Regions from separate parts of the Homo sapiens genome. Here region 1 is linked to region 2. A link is a loop called in an ENCODE intact Hi-C map of the cell type or tissue named here. Cell type or tissue: mammary epithelial cell. All regions are shown on one strand. Links, peaks and the distances in the headings refer to the core of each region. The heading gives the core; the rest is flanking DNA. Region 1 has its middle 36 kb from the start of LINC02614. Region 2 overlaps LOC107986044 (a long non-coding RNA gene).

Region 1 (2,903 bases), core at 241-2,740, 470 kb after region 2:
TCACGTGGCATGAAAGACACTCACCTCAGGCCACACAGGATTCCATTCATTGAACATTCCTGAGACAATGGAATTCTGGCGATGGAGCACAGGTCAGTGGTGGCCAGGGGCCAGGTGTGGCTATGAAGGGGTGGCTGCCTTGTGATGATTCAATATGCTATGTTTTTCCTTTGTGGTTTTCTGTATCTATGTTTTATCTTATTTTTTTTGAGCTCTGTTCCCCAGGCTGGAGTCAGTGGCACAATCTTGGCTCACTGCAACCTCTGCCTCCTGGGTTCAAGCAATTCTCCTGCCTCAGCCGCCCAAGTAGGTACGACTACAGACATGTGCCACCATGTCTGGCTAATTTTTCTACTTTTTTTTTAGACAGAGTTTCACTCTCTTTGCCCAGGCAGGAGTGCAATGGCGCGATCTTGGCTCACTACAACCTCCACCTCCCGGTTTCAAGAGGTTCTCCTGCCTCAGCCTCCCGAGTAGCTGGGATTACAGGCGCCCACTACCACACCCCGCTAATTTTTGTATTTTTAGTAAAGACAGAGTTTCACCATGTTGGCCAGGCTGGTCTCAAACTCCTGACCTCAGGTGATCCACCCGCCTCAGCCTCCCAAAGTGCTGGGATTACAGGCATGAGCCATCACGCCTGAACCTGCCAAGTATTCTTTGAGGACTGGGCACCAGGTCCTTGTGAAGCAGGTAGAGTGTGTCACCTATTGGACAAATGCCCAACGACCCCATGAGACATGCTGTTGTTGTTGCAGTGCTTGATTTACAGACAGGGAAACTGAGGCTAAAGAAGGTTGATGGACCTCATGTCTAAGACTGCAGAATGGGTGAGTCAGGATTTGAACCCACACCCACGTTTTCACTTTGTCTGTGCAGGAAGGGTATCTGGGCTGTGAGGGGGAGGAGGGTACCCTTCTCATACCAGCAAATAGCTCCAGTGGCCCTGAGTGGACTCCTTGGCCATCAGGGTCTCCACCAGCACCTCATACAGCTCGTCCAAAGGCTCCGTGTGGACAGCCTCGTGCTGGGGGCAGACAGAGTGAGAGCTTGTTTGCTTTCGTTCTAATCTGTAAAAATGGCCAGATGATTTTCACCAAGTTTGGAGGGGAGATTTGGGATGGAATGGTGTAATACCGGCCAGCTGGCATATAAAATATTCACTTCGTTGGGCGTGGTGGTGTGTGCCGAATAGTCCCAGCTACTCTAGAGGCTGACATGGGAGGACTGCTTGAGCCCAGGAGTTCGAGGACAGCCTGGGCAAGAGACCTTGTCTCTAAAAAAAAAATTCACTTGGTAGGGAAACCTGGATGGGAGGGCCTTCAATGAGAGGTGTTGAGAGGGTAGAGTTAGGTGTAGTTTAGGGCAGGAGACAAGGATTCCGTGAGAGCTGCCACATGACCATGACAGAGAGCAGGAAAACAAAAGGTGCTTTTAAGTGAGCCCAGGCAGAACTGTGAGGGCGGCCCATGCTGCAGGCTGTGGCTGTCAGCAGGCTGCTTCTCCAGGGCTGGCCCCATCCTAAAATTCACAGGGCAGCAGCAGGGTATACTGGGTGACTGCTGCCCTCTCCTGGTGGCACAGGGCAGACCTGCTGGTGACCACAGATGCACCCTTTTGGGGAGGACTAGGGAGAAAGCAGGTATTGGAGAAGCAGGGGATTGTTTATTTGCTAAAAGTGTGGCCCTTTCACTCAGCAGGTCTGCTACTGCCTACTGAGGAACGGCCTCTCGACATCCTTATGTCGAACCCTGCATGTTTGGGCCCATCTTTAAAATCCACCCTAGGCCAGGTGCGGTGGCTCATGCCTGTAATCCCAGCACAATGGGAGGCCGAGGCAGGCGGACCACCTGAGGTCAGGAGTTCGAGACCAGCCTGGCCAAAATGGTGAAACTCTGTCTCTACTAAAAATACAAAAATTAGCCAGGCATGGTGGCATGTGCCTGTAGTCCCAGCTTCTTAGGAGGCTAGGCACGACAGTTGCTTGAACCCAGGAGGCAGAGGTTTCAGGGAGCCGAGACTGTGCTACGGTAATCCAGCCTGGGCAACACAGTGAGACTGTCTCAAAAAAATAAAGAAGTAAAAAATAAAATCCATCCTGTATCAGTCAGGAAAGAGCTCATTCTAGCAGGATCAATGCAGAGAATTCACCAGAGGAACTAGTTCCAAAGGTATGGCAAGAGCTAAACCTTCCAAGAGGGGCCCATGGGGCAACCCAGAGACAGACAAGAGCAGGAAACTCCAAACCCTTCGGCGGGCAGGACAGAGGGTGTGGGTGAGGGTTCCAGTGCTGTGGGCTGGGCCAGCCTGGTAGGAATGAGAATCCATATGCTGGGAGCTGGGGCCCCAGAGAAGCAGCTGCTGCGGAAACCCCAGGAGGCAGAGTGAGGGAGAGACGCTGACCTCCCCTTCTTCCCGCCCTGCACTGTCTCCCATGGGTCACACGTGGCTGCAGCCAGTCGCCTGGGGAGGCCCCTGCCATGCTGGGGTTTGCAAAGCAGGCCCAGGGCCTGGGAAGGATGGGGGCTCTAGCACGCAGGTGGCTATGCTGTCTGGCTACTGGGCAGACACTGCCCATAACTGACCTTTTTGATGAGTTCTGAGAGAAAGCACCGGGCATACTTGACTGACGGCGGGTGCGTCACACACACAGGATGCTTCACAGTCTACAGCAAAGGACAGAACATTGGTTGCTCGAGAGCCCGTCTTAAGTCTCCTATGAGCTTCAAGCCAACACAACAGAGGGCAAACTCCAGGCTACCCCATCTCTCAGCAAAGATGTATGTAGATGGACACAGCATTCTGGCCCCATGCATCTGAAGTTTGTCTGAAGATATAACCCGTTTCCTAAAAATGCTTCCACTGCAGTGGCACAGGCTGTGGCAGCATTTCTAATGCCCATT
Region 2 (2,903 bases), core at 178-2,677:
GACTAGACCAGGTTGTGGGCGTAGAGGAAATGAAAGAGACATACAGAGAGAGAGAGAGACAGAGAGAGAGTGTGTGTAGAGGCAGAAGGCAAGCTGGAGGGACCATGGTGCTGAGGAGGCTAGGGTGGGATCCAGATACAGGAGGAAGGGTAGGAGATGTGAGCATCAGGGGTGCTCCCCGGGAGGGCGTGATTTAGCCCCAGGAGCCCGGGGAAGGTAGTCTTTACACTAGTTTCAGGTATCATTTAGGTTGTATTTTGCTTCAAGAAACAGAAAGCTTCACCAGAAATGACTTACAAAGAAACTTCTCATGAGTAGCCCCTCAGAACACCTCTCCTCATATCTTAGCCAAAAAACTGCATGCCTAAACTAATCGCTGCCAGGGATAGAAGCTGGGGACTCTGTGGGAGGCCCCATCCCGGTGCCATAGGGCTGGTGCCTGGACGGCATCCGTTGTGTTAGGGAAAGGGATGGGGGGATCTGAATGGATTCTGGCTTGGCCATAGCACCCACTCCATGACATCCCCACCCAGGTGTCTGCAAGCCCTGAGGTAGGCAGCTCGCTCTGGGTTCCCTCGTCATCTAGCCCAGGAGCGCCGCTCTCCAGCGGATGCCTGGGGAAACCGCGTATGTGCACATACACCGAAAACTATGTCTGCGAGGCGAGATTATGGCTGATTATTTTTTTCCTATTGCTCGCTCTCATTTTTCTTTACAATGAAGTTGTAGACATGTATTACTTCTATAATAACAAAACAGTGAAAAGTAGAAGAAATTGCTGGGGGGCACCGTGACCCCGGGTGATGCCCGAGCTCTGTGGCGCTGTTGACGAGGACTTTCGGGTCTGGCCTCTTCCCGCGGCCCCCTCGGTGCCCTCTGCCTGGAGCCCACTTGGTTTCCAGGCTTTCCCCTCTGCCGAGCCCCTGCCAAGGGCCTAGCCCCTGTCCTCCTCCCATCTCTTCCGCAGCCAGTCTTTCCGTCTCAGCCCCAGCCTCGCCACCCCTGCGCCCAAGTCTCGGCTGATATGTCCTCTTTTTGCCCCCAGAGCCATGATCACTTCACGAGGACCTCTGCTGGTGTCTCCTCTGCTGTCCTGGAGGTCCCAGAGGACAGGAGCTGTGTCCTGTGACCTGCTGACCGCAACGCGTAGCACCTGGAAGGTGTTCATAGGATAGTTCCTCAAATGAGTCAATGGACAGTGAATGGGGAATGGAGTGGACGGTGGACGGGAGGGCAAGTTGTTTCCATGAAAGGAGGAAATTCCTGTGGAGGGAGTGGACAAGGCATGCCTGTTTGAGCCACGCGCAGATGAGTGAGTGGGTGGACGAGGCACGGACTGCGGGGAACCCGTGGGTGGGCGAGGCGTGGACGGCAGGACGCTGTGGGTGGGTGGACGATGTAAAGGGGGCTGGTGGCCGAGGCTATGGGCAGACTACGCGCTCGGCGGGAAGAGCAGGGCGCTAGGGGGCAGACGGGCGAACCGGCCGCGCGCTGTCCGCATCCGCCACGGCGTGGCGCCCCGCACCGTCAGCGCGCCGGGCGGCGAATCCCCTTTCTGCCCAGAAGGGACTTACAAAGAGGAACCTTTTGTCCCAGGCGGCGGTGAAAGGTTCCCGGTGACGCAGGCTTGTAAACAAGTTGAAAACCGGCCCTGGTCAGGCGTCAAGACGACCGCGCAGGCAGTGCTGCCGCGACCTGGGCTCGCTCGCCCGCTGCCGGGTCCCCACAGTTCCTAGCTCGCAGGCGGGGCGCGGTACCAAAGGGGCGCCGGAGGGGCCAGAGACCCCTCCACAGGCCCCAGTGTCCCTTCCTTGAGTTGTTACAGGAATCCACAGAGATATGTTGGGCAGGGCCTCCAAGCCTACAGAGCCCCTCTGCCAAAATGCTAACACATTTTTCTTTTTCTTTTTTTTCTTTTTTTTTTGGCAGCGTTTAGCTCTGTTGCCCAGGCTGGAGTGCAATGGCGCGATCTCGGCTCACTACAACTTCCGCCTCCCAGGTTCAAGCGATTCTCCAGCCTCAGCCTCCTGAGTAGCTGGGACTACAGGCACCCGCCACCGTGTCCGGCTAATTTTTGTATTTTTAGTAGAGACTGGGTTTCACCATGTTGGCCAGGCTGGTCTTAAACTCCTGACCTCAGGTGATCTGCCTGCCTTGGCCTCCCAAAGTGCTGGGATTACAGGCGTGAGCCACCACGCCTGGACCACTCTCACACTTCTAACCCTGCCTGATTTCAAACCTTCAGCCTGATTTTATGCATAATTGAGATTTGTGTGTTTTGTTTGAGACAGGGTCTTGCTCTGTGGCCCAGGCTGGAGTGCAGTGGTGTGATCTCGGCTCACTGCAGGCTCAACCTCCGTGACTCAGGCGATCGTCCTGCCTCAGCCTCCTAAGTAACTAGGGCCACCACAGGCATGCCACCACAGGCATGCCACCACACCTGACTAATTTTTGCATTTTTTTGTAGAGACAGGGTCTAGCTATGTTGTCCAGGCTGGTCTTGAACTCCTGAGCTCAAGTGATCCTTTCACCTTGGCAAGTCCCAAAGGGCTGGGATTACAGGAGTGACACCTCCCCCCACCCCCCGCCACCAACCACATCCGACTTCAAATCCAGCCCCACCCCAGCCTTGGCTTCATCAGATCCAAATTTATTCCAAATCCTGATTGAGGCTCACATTTTGAACCCAATCTTCCCCAAACCCTAACCCAAGGTGTCCACCCCAACTCTAATAAGGTCTTTTAGTGCAAAACCCGTTACTAACAGGATGCTAATTAGAGCACCTGGTAAACTTATAGCAACATACTTTCTTTCTTTCTTTTTTTTTTTTTTTTTGAGACAGAGTCTCTCTCTGTCACTGAGGCTGGAGTGCACTGGCCCCATCTCGGCTCACTGCAAGCTCC

Evidence for each region. Hi-C counts contacts between places; a loop is a spot of excess contacts. Peaks named below come from ENCODE experiments on the same cell type or tissue, not always from the same donor. Only the 100,000 strongest peaks of a DNase experiment are listed, where the experiment ranks them.
Region 1: a loop joins it to region 2, with 19 times the contacts of the local background. A loop is called at or near these places in 8 of 110 quality-filtered maps.

What each region holds. Positions count from the first base shown.
Region 1 is chr3:125,920,588-125,923,490 of GRCh38, reverse strand. It overlaps the pseudogene FAM86JP. Among named protein-coding and RNA genes, the nearest start is that of LINC02614, 36 kb to the right of the region's middle. In mammary epithelial cell, for the core only: a CTCF peak has its summit at 1,544 (motif pointing left); a DNase peak (open chromatin) is centred at 1,468; H3K27ac peaks cover 293 bases.
Region 2 is chr3:126,388,044-126,390,946 of GRCh38, reverse strand. LOC107986044 (a long non-coding RNA gene) reads left to right here. Exons shown (of 3, transcript XR_001740563.1): 2 at 1,046-1,312. Among named protein-coding and RNA genes, the nearest start is that of CFAP100-DT, 5.3 kb to the left of the region's middle. RefSeq lists an enhancer at 867-1,415. In mammary epithelial cell, for the core only: a CTCF peak has its summit at 1,508 (motif pointing right); a DNase peak (open chromatin) is centred at 1,556; H3K4me3 peaks cover 589 bases.